2 separate regions of the Homo sapiens genome follow, and region 2 is linked to region 1. The links are chromatin loops, found by intact Hi-C in ENCODE. Cell type or tissue: heart right ventricle. All regions are shown on one strand.

Region 1 (8,000 bases):
ATAAACAATGGAAGTGAATATAAAGAAAAGCCAAGAAGGCCTACAGACAAGTTTGAAGTTATTATCAAAGACCCTGGTGAGGCTCTGTCCTAGATCAAGGATAGCTAGGATAAGGAGAAGAGGGAAAAGTAAATATTTAGGAAGCGATGTTGACCGGTTGGATGGGAAGCTTGAAAGAGAGATGAGAAATCAAGAGTGATTCCAAGTTTCTGGCTTGGATGCGGTGTTAATGGTTGATTGGATGAGAAGGATGAAGAGATAAGGAATCTAAGATGATTCCAAGTTTCTGGCTTGGATGACCAAGTTGATGGTAATATCATGAACCAGGATAGAAAATATAAGAGGAGCAGCAAATTTGGATTTGGAAGCTGAAGAAAATGAGTCTTGTTCTGAACATGTTGAAGTGTCCATTGGACATCCAAGTGGAGCTGTCCATCCAGTGGGCTATTGTATACATAATTCTGCAACTCAGAAGAATCATCAGGGATAAATACTTGAGCCAGGTGCAGTGGCTCCTACCTGCCATCCCAACAACTCAGGAGGCTGGGGTGGGAGGATCACTTGAGGCCAGGAGTTTGAGACCAGCCTGTACAACACAGGGAGAGCCCATCACTACAAAAATAAAAATAAACTAGCTGGGTGTGATGGTGTGAGCCTGTAATCCCAACAACTCAGGAGGCTGAGGCAGGAGGATCACTTGAGCCCAGGAGTTTGAGGCTGCAGTGAGCTATGATTGTGCCATTGCACTCCAGCCTCAGTGACAGAGTGAGATTCCATCTCTAAAAAAAAATAAATAAATAAATATTTGAACATCGTGATCAAAGAGATAATAGTTAAAACCATGAGAGTAAGCTATCACAAGGACAAAAAACCAAACACCGCATGTTCTCACTTACAGGTGGGAATTGAACAATGAGAACACGTGGACACAGGAAGGGGAACATCACACTCCGGAGACTGTTGTGGGGTGGGGGGAGGGGGGAGGGATAGCATTTGGAGATATACCAAATGCTAAATGACGAGTTAATGGGTGCAGCACACCAGCATGGCACATGTATACATATGTAACAAACCTGCACATTGTGCACATGTACCCTAAAACTTAAAGTATAATAATAATAAAATTAAATTAAATTAAAACCATGAGAGTAAAAGAAATTAGCCAAGAATGGATAGAAAGATGGATGGATCAATGGAAGGGAAGAAAAGAAATAAGCTAATTAAAATGAGATTATTCTATATTAGCTAGCTTTAATTTTTGGAAAGTTAGAAAACTTTGTTTTACTTAAAAAAGGATAAAGAAACTGAAGAAAGTGAAGGAGAATAAACTTCAAATAAACGTTTCCTTGCCAGTAAAGTTATTATTTCTTAAAAGAGCCTTCTACGTTAAGAAAAAAAATATTAAAAAAAATAAAGTGGCTAGTCATTCAAAAAACAAAAAAACTTTCTGCTAAGAAAGATGAGGAAATTGGTACTCTCACACTCCCACCCATATTCCCTGATAAGGATTATAACATTAATTCTCTATTCTGTTACCATTTTCTACTTTTGTTTAGACTTAGTTCTTACATTTACATGAATTGAATGCCCACTACCAGTCTTTTACTGTGACTGTTTCATTCCTGAGTCCTTCACTTTGTCCTTTATTTTTACCTCTTGTGTGGCTTCATCTTGTCACTAACTTTTTTTCCAAGAAGTGTTTGTACACCCTGTAATTCTTGGGTCAATACATAAGAATGTTTACCTGTTATCTTTATATTTGACCAACTCCTTGGCTGGATATAATATTTTTGAGTCACTCTTTTCCTCAGAAATTTGTAGACATTACTTCATTGACTATTGGCACTGAGCAAAAGTCCAAGGCTAGCCAGATTTTCCCTCTCAATAAGTGATTCTCAAAGCCCATGTCTTTAACCAAATGTAGGGGAAAGAAAACTCAATCTCTCTCAATATGTTTGGCTCCTTGATGGTTTGAGGTGGACAAAACTCTCTGGCAATATTAAACAACATTTAAAAGCTACAAGCAGGCCCGGCGTGGTGTCTCACACCTGTAATCTTAACACTTTAGGAGGCCGATGCGGGCAGATCACTTGAGCCCATGAGTTCAAGACAAGCCTGGGCAACATGCTGAAACCCTGTCTCCACAAAAAATACAAAAATTAGCCGGGCATAGTGGCACAGGCCTGTAGTCCTAGCTACTCAGAAAGCTAAGGTGGAAGGATCACTTGAGCCTGGGAGGTTGAGGTTGCAATGAGCCCTGACCATGCCACTGCACTCCAGCCTGGGTAACAGAATGAGCCTTGATCTCAAAAAAATAAATAAGTAAAAATAAATAATAAAAGCTACAAGCCCTTCTCTGCCTCATTAAATCTTCTCATCCTTCAAGACTCTGCTCAAATGTTCCCCACCACCCTATAAGCCTTTCTCCTCCCTTCTTTCTAGGCAGAATTAGTATTTTCAAGGAGTAGTTATTCCATTTAGCATTGTAAGTATGCCTGTTTTCCCACTAAATTATAAACAGCTTGAGAGAAGAACCATGTTTTCTTCATTGTAACCCCAGCATATATCACTCAGCTATTAATAAACATCGTAAGGGTTCAATGTTTCCTGAGTAATCTATCCTCACTTTTCCCCCATACATATCTGAGGGACTCCTTACAGCAGGTGTGCACAAACATCAGCATGCATCCGAAATACCTGGAGGACTGGCTAAAACACATTGCTACACCCCATCCTCAGAGTTTCTGATTTAGAAGGTCTGGAGTGGGGCTCAGAAATTTGCATTTCTAACAAGTTCCCAGGTGATACCAATGCTACTGTTCCCAGAATCACACTTTGAAAACCATTAGAAATAGAAATAGACAGAACGAATCCTTGCAAATGGGAAAATGAGGTTCAGAGGAGGACCTTACATTCGTCTCCAAAAGCATCCACTTCTGAACTAAGTCCACAAAACTGTAGACTAAGTGATTTCTTATAGCATAAGACTAGAATTAGCCCAAATATTAGAGCATGTGGCCCACGAGAAAAGACATTTCATGACGCTTCCCTTAATTTTTCTTTCTTGATTCATCTTATCACTCATGAATAAAGTACCCTCAATCAGTGTTATTTACCATGATTCTCTATTATAACTATTAACTGTACCCACCTTAATTCAATGGTCAGGTGGGAGTATACATGCAGAGGGAATTCATGTACTTCAAACTCTCCTTCAAAATAAAACAATAATAATAGTCATTTAAAAATCCATTTCTCTCTCACCCTTATTGTGTTTTCTCAGGCTTTTCATTCTGTCTCCCTGCCTTCTTATTTCCCACACACATGAAACAGTGGTGATTTTTAACGTCAAGATTTTGCAAACCATCGCCAGGTACACATTCCCCACCACATCATCCTTGCCATTTAGCCGTTCGGTCCCTGGAGAGGATGGTCAGTGGCCCCAAGGCTTCTACAGCAACTTCTAAGTGGTGATTTTTGTGCTCCTTTCCCTAAAGGGCTTGAATTTCTCGGAGCACTAAATCTCCCCCGGTTTTCTGCGCGCTATCACGCGCTGCGGTGCACCAAAGTTGCGTTGCAGTGCCACCTACAGTCTGCTTCTGATAGAGACCCAGAGCCACCCAATCCAGGGCCCTCTCCACCAGCTGACCAGTTAAAGCAAAATACAGACATTCTGGATTCAAGTGGACTCTGCCTCTATAAGAAACTGCTCAGTACAAAGTCAAGGAGCCCTCCTATCTGAACTTCCATCTGGAACTATGGATTGCTAAACCGTTTGAAATGGTGTCATCAGCTTGGATTCTTGCTTCACATTGTGTTTTTAACTTTGGAAGTTTTAAACACCTTCATGGCAAGAGGCCTCCCGTGGTGACAGTATGAGAAGAGGAAAACAGTGGCTGCTGGGCCTTTCCTTTCTGCTTCTTGTGGTTGTGGCAGTGTTTGAGCTTCGTTAAGATCTGCAGGGTGAAAATCAGCTCGGCCCGGCCAGGGAGCCAGAATGAAATGGAGCGCCTGTGCGCGCATTCGGAAAGCAGCAGCCACGTTAGGAGCCTAGGGTCCATTCGCTCTCATTTAATGTTTCTTCTCAGGCAGAGAAGTACAGGCATCAAACATCCCGGCCCTTTTATGGCACATAAATCACAGGTCAGCGCCTTCCACGGAGGCTCCTGCTTGCTAAGTGAGTGGTTACACCAGGAGCAAGGAAGCAACATTTCAGCACACTTAGAGACCCAGGAGGATGAGCTGATTGCACAGGGCAGAGCCAGGAATTTCTCCCTACAGTTGAATGATTAAAACCTTTCTCCTGCTTGAGAACTGGGACATTGTTTCGAACTTTCCACAGGCAGCAGCTTGCACCCAGATCTGCCCTGGGTCCCAATCTGCCATTAACTCCTTTCTCAGAGAGTTGGTTTCCACAGCCCCTACAGAGCAGAGCAGGCTCTGAGACGCCATCTCTTGGCCCGCCGCTAATTGAACTAAGGTGAACTTTTTCCTCACTGAATCCACAGAATCTCTGTCTTGATGATTTATGTCAAGAGACTGAGAAAGCTGGAAGCTAAGCCACGTTAACAGGAGGGCCCTAAGTAAGGGTCCATGAACTTGGCCTGCTGAGGTCCTTGAAACTGCCCTGGCTTCTGCCATTCCTATGTCTACCACTGTGGCTTTTCTGTGGTTGATGAGTCCTGTACCCAAAACCAACTTGAGAAGATTGGGCTCCTTAGTACCGAAATTGGTAACTAAGACACGCTAAATCTTAGAGAACACACATCAGACTCATGTGGGGATTTCCGCTCACTACCCCACACCATGGGGAAGAATCTCCACAGCCTGCCCTCAGCCCACCAATGTTCCTGCCCTCCAGCCAAAGGCAGGAGATGGCTACCCCGTGGGGCAGGGGTGCGGACAAGGGAAGGCGGTGGAGACCAGTCCACAGACTGCTATCTACCCACAATCCATCACTGGTTAGCAACAAGAAAAGCACAGAAACAGTGTTGGGAACTACTATGACAATTTTTCAAAGCAATTTAATATTTATCAAATCTAACAATAAAAAATTAGAGCTTGTGTTTTGAATGTTGTTTTCCTTTTCATTTTTCTAGTATTTTATTTCTGTTGTATTTTATGTATTTATCCAAAGGAAAAGAAATAATTATATTGAAGAAACTCCTGCACCCCCACGTTTATTGCAGCACTGTTCACAATAGCCAAGATACAGAATCAACCCAGGCATCCAACAACAGACGAGTGGATAAAGAAAATGTGGTACATACACACAATGGAGTACTATTCAGCCATAAAAAAGAATGAAATCAAGTCATTTGCAGCAACATGCATGAAACTGGAGGACATTGTGTTAAGTGAAATAAGCTAGAGACAGAAAGTTAAATACCACGTTCTCACTCATATGTGGAAACTTCAAAAAAAAAAACGTTGGTAAAGGTAAAAGTAGCACAGAAGATACAAGAAGCTGGGAAGGGTAGGGGGAAGGGAGGGATAGGAAGAGATTTGTTAAAGGACACAAAATTACAGCCAGATAGGAGGAATAAGTTCTAGTGTTCTATACCACCATAGGATGACTGTAGTTAACAATAATATGTCACATAGTTTTAAGTAGCTAGAAGGAGGATATTGAATATTCCCAACACAAAGAAATGACAAATGTTTGGGATGATGGATGTGCTGATTACCCTGATCACTACACTTTATAATACTGGAGCATCACTATGTACCACTGTGAATATGTACAATTATTATTTGTCCATTTAAAAATTTTTAAAGTTTTTTCTTTAAAAGATTATCAGTCCACAAGAGATTGGAAATAAAAAACAAAACAACATACGTAAGTCTTTCATTATGAATAGTTTGAAGTGCACTACTTTAAATTCCCCTCTTCACTCTGGCCCAAGCCCCTTGGCCATCCAGCAGGCAGGATCTCAGAGAAGGCAGGAATGCAGCTGTGCCTTCTCTGCAAGGAAAAGCAATGACTCAAGCAGAGGCAAAGCCTACTGTTCACACCGATGAAGAGAACCCATGCTTGGATCATTCAGGCAGAGGCAGGGCCTTGGACTTAAGTCTAATTGCCCCAAACATTCCAATATAGAAAAGATCTTAAGACCCATGGCATCCTGATGGAGTTAAGGACAAGTATTCCAAGCCAGTCAGGAAGCACTTCCAAGAGCAAATTTTTGGGCTGCATCCAGGGGTGAGTCAAGTGGTCCAACTGAGTTTGGGGGACTTGTAACATCTCTAGTCAGTGTTTCTCTATGCCATCTCCCTCAAATACCCCCTACACACATATGCGCACACACACACACACACACACTTATTCTTCATCCCTCCCTGGAGCTTGTCCACTTCTCTGAGCAGCACCAATTTCCTTGCAGCCAGTAGCAAGAGCACAGATGTGGAGAATGCATGGCTCCCACATTTCTTGATATAGACTTGAGGTCTTGCCTTATCCTCTCCAAGGAAGAGCTGAGGCCACTGGGAACATGGAGTGGGCCCATAGGCCATGGCAAAGCCTCCCAACTCTAAGTCCTTTCTGTGTAAGTCCAGAAAATGAAATATTGACATGGAAACATCTTTCAAAAAGAAAAAACATGTGGCTCTTTAATACATGAAAATTTAAAAGTATAAGGAAAAGAGGAGGAACAAATAAATGGAGAGCAAGGCAGAAAAGGAGGCAGGAAAAGAAGAGGGGATAGAGGGCTATAAATTTCATGAGGGCAAAGAACATGTCTGTGTCCCAGTGCCAAGCACAGTGCTGGGCACATAATGGCACTCAACTCAGATTCAGTTTGTTGAGTGAATAAAGAAAAGAAGGAAAAATTGACACAGGAGCAAGGAGGGAGAAGATGCTCAAGAAGCATGCAGCTGCCCAGATTCCTCCTGGCATTCTACCCGGGATCTCACTGCTGTCCCTCCGGCCCACAGGAGGAAGCAGGCAGCGGGGAGGGCCTGGCTGCACGGGGCACATGCTGTGGGCAGGGTGGTGGCTGCACATGGGCTCCTTCTCTAAAGCAAGGCTCCTTGTTGGTCTCCTTCTCTCTTTCTTTTTGATTCCTGAAAAACATTGTTTTAATGCAGGGAAGAGTCATTGATTTCATTTGAAACAATGCCCAACAGGATATGGCGTCTCAAACAGCTCCTTGGCCCTTGGCAATTGTTGTGTGCAGGTGTTTCATGCAAGTGCCGGGCAGCACGTACAGCACTGAGACCCAGGCAACACTGGGCGTAGGCCTGGAGAGTGGCCCAGGACACATGGGGCTTATGGCACCAAGCCCTGTGGCGTCTTCTACATTCCAAGAATTCAACTCCTTCCCACATGCCTCCCCCACCCCTTGCTAACCTCACTTCCAGCCCCCAGTCTGTAGTATAATAGGAATTGGGTTTTCCCTCTTGTTATTTCTTTTTTTTTTTTCTGAGACTCCCTCTTGTTATTTCTGTAACTCATAAGATAAAAACAAACCATAGTCCCAAAGAGAGAAATGTATCTGCACTAAACAGAATGGCAGTAAGGAAGAAGGAAGACTGCTTGGTAACGACATACAAAAACAGGACGGACTTTAACCAAAAAAGGCAATAACAAACATATGAACACTGATAGAGTAGAACAAAAAGTTTATCAATAAAAATCAGTGCATATACAAACATATTTTTAATCCAAGCTTCCAAGAGTAAAGTGGAAATAAGGAGTATTGCAGCATGAAGAAGTATCTCCAACCCATAGAACTTTACAAGTCGCCCTGGACAGAGTTCAACGGTCTCCATTATGCAGCAATTACACTACCAGCCATACACCCAACAGAAGCGAAAACACATATCTACAGGAAAATTTTTACATGGATATTTATAGCAACATTATTCACAATAACCAAAAAATTGAAACAACCCAAATTGAAACAATCAGTTGATGAATGGATAAATAACATGTGGTATATCCATACAGTGGTATGTTATTTGGCAATAAAAAGGAATGAATACATTGATGTAACAGGATG
Region 2 (8,000 bases), 130 kb before region 1:
ACCAACTGAGTAACCCAGCAATGAACACATTGGTGCCTTGTTTATTGTGGGTTGAATGGTATCTCCCTAAAAGATATGTCTTCCCAGAACCTCAGAATGTGACCTTATTTGGAACAAGGGTCTTTATAGATGTAATTAAGGTAAGGATTTCTAGATGAGCTCATCCTGGATTAGGATGGGCCCTAACTGCAATGATAAGCGTTCCTCATAAGAAACAGAAAAGGGCTGGGCACAGCGGCTCACGCCTGTAATCCTGGCACTTTGTGGGGCCGAGGCGGGTGGATCACGAGGTCAGGAGATGGAGACCATCCTGGCTAACACAGTGAAACCCTGTCTCTACTAAAAATACAAAAAATTAGCCGGGCGCGGTGGCGGGCGCCTGTAGCCTGTAGTCCCAGCTACTCGGGAGGCTGAGGCAGGAGAATGGCGCGAACCTGGGAGGCGGAGCTTGCACCCGGGAGGCGGAGCTTGCAGTGAGCTGAGATCAGGCCACTGCACTCCAGCCTGGGCGACAGAGTGAGACTCCATCTCAAAAAAAAAAAAAAGAAAAAAAGAAACAGAAAAGGAAAATACAGAGACATGTGAAGAAAGGCTATGTGAAGAGGGAACGAGAGATTGAAGAATGTGTCTATAAGGCAAGGAACATTAGGATTGCTGAGAGCCACCAGAAAGCTAGGAGACAGGCATAGAACAGTTTCTCTTCACAACCTCAGAGAGAATCAACCCTCCTGACACCTTAAGTTTGGATTCTTGTCTCCAGAACTGTGAGAGAACATATTTCTATCGTCTTAAGCCACCACATTTATGGTAACTTATTACAGCAGTCCTGGGAAACTAATACAGTCAACCCTCAGTATCTGTGGGAGCTTACTTCCAGGACCCCCACAAATACCAAAATCTATGGATGCTCAAGTCCCTGATATAAAATGCCATAGTATTTGCATATAATCTATGCACATCCTCCTGTACACTTTAAATCATCTCCAGATTGCATACAATACCTGGTACAATGTAAATGCAATGTAAATAGTTGTTATTCTGTATTGTTTAGGGAATAATGACAAGAAAAAAGTCTGCACATGTTCACTACAGACACAACCATTACAGGCCTAACTACAGTTTCAATCCTAGGCTGGCTAAATCTGTGGATGCAGAACCTGTAGATAGAAAGGCTGACTGCACATTGTTCTCTAACATTTTGAATTAAAAACAGAACTTTTGCTTGTAAGAAAAACAAATTCAGTCTACTTGTCGCAGGAAGAGAGGGATTTATTTTAAAGAATGGTAATCTCACAGGACACAAAGATAAGGAGCAAGGGGAGTTGTTGCCATCAAGGGGAGCTGACTCTCCAAGTCTGCCCCCTTCCCCTCTCTCATCCTCTCTTCTGGTTGCTTCTTTTGCTTTTACACACTCTCTGGGAATACGTGGCTCATCAAGTGGCTTCAGTCCCAAGTCTCCATAAACTTGAAGCTCACTCACCACCTGTAACTAACTTCATCTGTCAGCATGTCAATTACAAATTTTAAGGCAAGAAACTGGATTGGCTTGAATTACCAAGGGCTGAACCTCTGATCAGCCACTGCAGGCCCATCCCTGGCCAGTTATAGCATAGGAGAGGTGGAGTCCTTCAGTTCAGAGAAATGCCCCTTCCATGGGCCACAGGAGGATCCCCCAGCCAAGGCCACAGGAGGGCAGGCAAAGCTTGGTCTCTCGGATGTCATCTGGTCATTTGTCTGCCTCCCTCTCTAGATTGTAAACCACCTGAGGGCAAGAAATTCATGTTGTGTTGTCCATCATAGTCTCCAACGAGTACAGGTCTTGGTGCCTGAGACATAGGAGATACTCAAGATAAGTTTGTTTAATAACAAGTAGTTGAGTCTTATAGAATTTTATCTACTAAACAGACCAAAAAAAAAAAAAACGGTAAATGTTTATAGTGCTTGCTCTATTCTTTCTTGACAAAATGGTAATTTTAAAGCTGGCTTCTTCCCATTAGTTCGCTCTTATAAACAGCAAAGAGGTTATCTCTATGTATTTGATAAAATGGCACTCACAGATCCACACAACTCCCCTTGGTCCATGCTGAGTGTGTCTAAGGTAAGCTCCTCCCTGACCCACACTCTCTCTGTTGATGTCTAAACTCCATAATCTTATGGCTTCCACTAAGATTCTCCTTGACAGAGAGCTCAGGCAAAGATGTCATTGGGCCATCTTTTGCCTCTAGGTATGGGTTTTCTTTCCTTCCCTTTAAAAAAAAAAATGGATTTTTTCCCCAGAGAAGATCTTATGACAAAAGCAATCTGATGGGAAAATCCAGTGGAAGCTTCTTCGGGAGCCTGCTTAGCTTTTCCAGAACATTTTCCTTTGCTTTAGCTATAGCTGGTTTATTGAAGCTCTTTCCTAGTAGTCTCTCACTTGTGTCTAACCTTGCCCAGTACACAGGACTGTGCCAAGACCTGTTGGAGATCAGAAATTTAAAAGGACTAGGTGGATACATAATCTATGCCATCAAACAGCTCACAGAGTGTGGGGAATCCTGCTGGGCCACTACTCAGAGTGGGCCCAGCGATCATCAGCACCTCACCAGTGTGAGATTTGCAAACTAAAAGGGTTATAGCTCAAGAAACTACACTTCTCAGTCTGATGGGGAAAAGATGCTCATTATAGTATCAGAAGGACAGACTTAGCCATGGGCAGGGGAGGAGAGAAACAAGAAGATTCCTAAACCCATTCTCTTTCTTCCAAGTCAGACATGCCCCTTGGTTCATCTGAAGGCTGTAATCCCCCCAAAGATGTCATTAAAGCAGCCCCAAGGGAGAAAAATTAGGAAGGGAGCAAGTATAGAGGCTACATTATACTCTGCAAAGCATGGACATAATAATTTCTCCAATGGTGAATTAGAATGATAATGTCTGTCTCCAAACTACAGCTATTTCCAAATTTAAATATTAATCACCTCTTCTCTCCCTTGTAGGCACAGCAAGGGAGGCTGGGTGCTGCCAAAGGGTTGTGAAATGGTAGACCCTCAGGCAAAGGTGAAACATTATTGCAACCCACACTCACACCTGCATAGTCTCACACACACAGAGCACATACACACTTATTGCTTGCACTTGTCCAGAGAGACAAATGGCCCAATTGCCAGCAACCGGTGCCTCAGTCCAGCTCCCTGCTGGCTGCATTTCCAGACAGCCAAAGCCCCTGCCCAGTATTAGCCATGTGCTCACTTCCTCCGGCATTCCCATCCCCAGCTCACGAAGGTGGCTAAGACAGTCTGGGGTCGCCTGCGTAGGGATGAGGGATGAAGGCCACGGTTCCCATTAGGTACTCAATAGCTGTCAATTAGTAGACAAATACGTGAATGAATGGGACCATTGGGCGGTTTGACTATCATTAGGGCAGAGTCCACACACTCTGTCTTAGGGCCTTCGTTGCCCACAGAAAAGGCCTCAGACAGGCAACCCAGATGAAACACAGAATCTCTCCTCACTGGGAAATTACCCTCCCACACCCACCTACCCCTTTCCCTGTCATCCCTCAACCTGGTGAAAGCTCCAGCCAGCCCAGACAGTGTCACACCCACTCCAGCTCCCTTCCTAGTCATTTATTCACTCATTCAACAAACATTTACAGGCAGCTACTGTGTGTCAGCCACTGTGCCAGCCCTGGAAATACAGGAATGCCACACAGCCTGCTTGTCGGGCCCTGCTGGGGAGAGGGTAGAAGCTGTCCCCATCCTTTCATGCCAGGTGTGCTCCACACAAGACCATCTCTTCAGAGAACCATGGTACCTGTATTTCGTCCTTCTGAACCCTCACCCTGGTGCAGAAGCAGTGGCTCAGAAAATCTGTCCTTTCACTTGCATTGTAGGATTTTTCTTTTTCAAAGCAGCAGCAGTCGCAAGCAGCCTTACCTTCCAAGAAGACTTTGACTCAGGCTACTATTCACATGTATTTGCATTTCCTTTGTACACATGGTTGGGAAGCTGATGGGGAAGAGTTTTGCCAGGGGATGAAAATGCTTTCTGGGCCAGTCCTCAAAGTACTATCGCAATTGCCAATGTGAAATCAAGAAGCAACTTGTTTAGCTCATATCTAGGTAAAATCTGGGGTTACTCCCACCCTGGTTCTTGTTGTCGACAGCCTCACAGCTCCTTGTCTGGCCTGTGTATCTGTTCAAGTCACGTGGGGGTAAGCTGTATTTTGTCCTGGTCTTCCATGCACTGGAAATTTTCTTTCTCCTCTAATTCTTCAGGTTTTGGTCATTTTTAGAGAGCTCTACGGGCACCCTCTGGTGGCTGGCTGAAAATTTGACCTGCAAAAATTGCAGTTTCGTAGGAATAGCTTTATTTTGTAGTCAGCCTCTTTGGTTGGATGTTGGAAATTGTAAGTTTATTTGCTGTAGTTGGTACCACACCTTTCATCACATGATAGATTGAGACTGAACAGTCACTTTGACCTTTCAGGAGGAATGGTACCTTCTAGAAAGGACAGAACTGAGAAACAGAGTGTCTCAGTGGGTTGCAGTTTTTCCAGGTCAGGCTGAGTGAACAGGCTCAGGGCTGCCCTTCTCTGGGCTCTCAAAGGACTCATTTCTGAAGGAAAACCCACTGCATGCCTGGACCAGGCCAGGCTCCCTGGATAGTTGCTGAGGTAGAACTATGCCAATAGCCCCCCATTTTTTTTTTGGTTAAAAAAAATGACCTAAGTTAGGCCAAATAAAAATCTAAGGGAGGGCAGTGAGGTAAAGAGGAATGGAAGCATCTGGGGAGAAGGGTAAATTTTGCAGGCCTAACACATGACCTTCCTTCTAGATTCCTGCTCTAACACTGGCCCAAGGGGCAACCATTCCTGAGAATCTTCCTGGTCTCTAAAGAAGCACTGGGACAGGTTAGGGGATAGCAAGGGAGAGAGGAAGGAAGAGAGGCCCCAGGAAGGAGAACTATCCACCTGAGGATGAAGCCACCCCTTGCTCTTTCCATGGCCCCCAGGCCCTAAAACCACAGGTTCTGATGAGCATGATTGCTCTGTCAACACAGTGAACACTACCACCTGCTTTTCCCTAACTCCCTCTTTAAGGATTTAGTCTCAGGAGACTCCCCGAAGTCTGTTGATGTTGCCTTCATTTTGCAAAAAGAGGACTAAGGGGGTTAAGCACTAGAGACTTCACCCAGCCTGCCAGTGCCAGGGCCAGGATCGGAGTTCTCTGTCCTGCCCACAGTTCTCTGAAAGATCTCCCTGCAGCTGCTGCGGCTCAGCCACACCCCACTCCTGCACTTTGTCTATCAGAGCAAGCCAAGCTCCAACAGGCAAATCACGATGAGGCCTTTGTAGGACAAGGTCTTAAGGAAGGGTACCCTTGAGGCACGGGGGAGTAGCAATGTCCCAAGTGGGTTCCAGAAGCTGAAAAGACAACCAGGTTGGCTCAGATTTCAGACTCTGTGGTTTATGCCTTAGGTGTATCATTTAGTTGGAAAAAAAGAGGCACTGTCTACCAGGAGCAGCCTTCTTTATTGATACCATTTTTCTTGTGCTTGCTTTCACAGCCAGGCCCCAGGGCAGAAGGGAAGCCCCATTTCCCGTGGGCCATCAGTCACCCAACAATGGCAGTGTGCTGCCAGGCTGGGTCTGAGAGCGCCACTGGGGAGACAATGTCTTTGGTAGGCAGCCTAGAAGCTAAGGTGTGATTGGGGCAGAGCGCAAAACGGACACCAATGTGATCACACCTGTGGGAATGGACCAAACTTCACTACCCACAGTGTCATCAACCAAGAGACAGGGCAGTTCTGAGATGTGTTGAATATGAACTGGGCAGAGCTCTGTCACAAGCATATGAGTTTCCCCCTCTTGTCTCCGCTTCCAGCAGAAGGAAAATGTTATTGCCTGATTATTATATGCCACACAATCACACCAAGATGTACAAGGCCTTGTGCTAATCACAGCTAACAGAGTGCTTGCTAAATATCGGTGCCATTCTAAACCCTTTACATAGATTGACTCACTAATCTTTGTGATGACCAAAATGAAGGAAGTATGCTATTATTCCCATGAAAGAGGACAATGAGACAGAGAAACTAAATAACTTGCCCTACATCATGCACACAGTAAGTGGTGGAGCCAGGATTCAAACCCTGGCCATCTGGCTCCAGAGCCTGTGCTCTTAGACACTTCATCCTGCTGTTTCTCTAGGTATGTAGTATAAGCTCATGTATCCTTAAAAGCTGCACCTAATATGCACTATTATTATCACCATTTTACTGATAAGAAAACTAAGTCATAGAGGAATTAAACAAAATTATACAGCTGGCAAGAGGCAGAGCCAGAATTTGAATCCACGCAGCTGGACCCCTGAATCCCAGCTGTAATCATGGTACTCTCTATCACCTCCCTTTAACAGGGCAGTTTTCGAAAGCTCTCTCACTAGATTTGACAAAATTCCTACTGGACATTGGGGACACTACTCTGGCTTTGTGACTGGCCCCAGAGCCCAGCGAGCAGCCTGCCTGCTCTCCTAGAAGCAGATTGAAGGGGCTTCTCCCTCTCTGCCACTGTTCCCCTGTTCCATGGATCCCTTCAGGTGCTAGTGGATTCATTGCCACCAGCCTCTGACAAGCAAGGCAACAGCAGTCTTGATTCTGCCCAGGTCACCTAGGTTTGTCTATCTGGAGCTTCTAGCCCCAGGAAAGAGTCCCTTTTCCTTAGCTAGATTACTCCAATTTCCTTAGAAGTATAAGTATTTGTTTTATGGGCCATAAAGGCAGAGGGTGATCTTCCACTGTGTATCAGGCCCCCAGACCCCCCAACAGACTGACTGCTCAGGAAATTGGGGAGTTCATGGCCCACGGCTGGCATTCACAGGGCATTATCCCATCTGAGAGCTTACTTCTTTAAGTAATGGCTTTGGTAAATTTTTCTCCTTTCTGCCTTATTGATCACGTACCCGGAGTCCTTGTAAAATAGGCTCTGGCCTTTGTCTTAGAAATTTTTTGTTCTTGCTCTATTGGGCAGTTGGGCAGTTGAACTTTATCAACTGGGTTCAACTCCATGAGACCAGCTTCAAAGTGCCTGGTGCTTATTCCATGTCTTCCATTCATCCCTCCAGATCGCCCCTTCACATTTCTCCAACCTGGCATGTCCCAGGGGGCTGGCCTATAAGGACAACATCAACAGCTTCCTTGTCCGCTGGCTTTGGTTGGGTTCATCCAATGGAGGTCACTAGTAGTAAATAAGTAGGCAGGAGGAGAGAGGGGCCAGGCTGTTTGTCCTCCTGGCTTCCTTCTCGCCACAGTATAGGTTATCTGTGTCCCTTTACTGAGGCCACAACTCCTGTATTCCAGCATCCATTGGTAGGCAACAAACTACCTCCAGTACTTAACAGTTTAAAACAACAATGATCACTTATTTTACGGATGAACCTACTCTTTGGGCAGGGTTTGGTGGAGTGACTCATCTCTGCTCCATGTGGCAGCTTGATTGGAGCTGGAGAATCCACATCTGAGATGGCTTATGCACATGGCTAGCCAGTTGATGATGACTGCAACCAGCATCAACTGGGAGCTCTGTCAAGGCTGTCAGCAGAGGCCTTCAGTTCTCCTCCAGGTAGGCTTCTCCTTGAGGCTCAAAAGGTTTCCTCTCAGCAAGGTGGTTGTATCCAAGAGCAAGTGGTCTTCTAAGAAGAAAGAAAATGGAAGCTTCCAAGAAAGGAAATGGAAGCTGCCAATCTCTGAAGGCCTGGGCCTACAAACTAGAACATCATGTCTGTCACATTCTGTTGATCAAAGTAGTCACGAGGCCCCTCTGATTCAAGGCAGGAGAACACAGACCTCAATCTCAAAGGAATATCAAAGAACTTCAAACTATCTTTAATCCACTGTGCCTTGTAAGTAGCCTCGCCTGCAGCTAACCTCTGCAGATTCTAGTAATTGCTGTCCCTCCTTGCTCCATCCAGCCTGGGGCATGGCAGAACCATGCTAGTGCTAGTCCAAAGTACTATACTGTCC

The links. Peaks named below come from ENCODE experiments on the same cell type or tissue, not always from the same donor. Only the 100,000 strongest peaks of a DNase experiment are listed, where the experiment ranks them.
Region 2: a loop joins it to region 1, with 2.1 times the contacts of the local background. A loop is called at or near these places in 45 of 110 quality-filtered maps.

The regions. Positions count from the first base shown.
Region 1 is chr14:34,224,608-34,232,607 of GRCh38, forward strand. No RefSeq gene overlaps it. Among named protein-coding and RNA genes, the nearest start is that of EGLN3-AS1, 190 kb to the left of the region's middle. In heart right ventricle, a CTCF peak has its summit at 3,579 (motif pointing left); DNase peaks (open chromatin) are centred at 3,574 and 7,261; H3K4me3 peaks cover 363 bases; H3K27ac peaks cover 1,238 bases.
Region 2 is chr14:34,094,590-34,102,589 of GRCh38, forward strand. The region is part of intron 4 of LOC102724945 (a long non-coding RNA gene); the gene reads right to left. It overlaps LOC105370444 (a long non-coding RNA gene), which reads right to left and starts at 4,443. Exons shown (of 2, transcript XR_943735.2): 1 at 3,793-4,443; 2 at 1,252-1,826. In heart right ventricle, CTCF peaks have their summits at 4,291 (motif pointing left) and 4,496; a DNase peak (open chromatin) is centred at 4,278.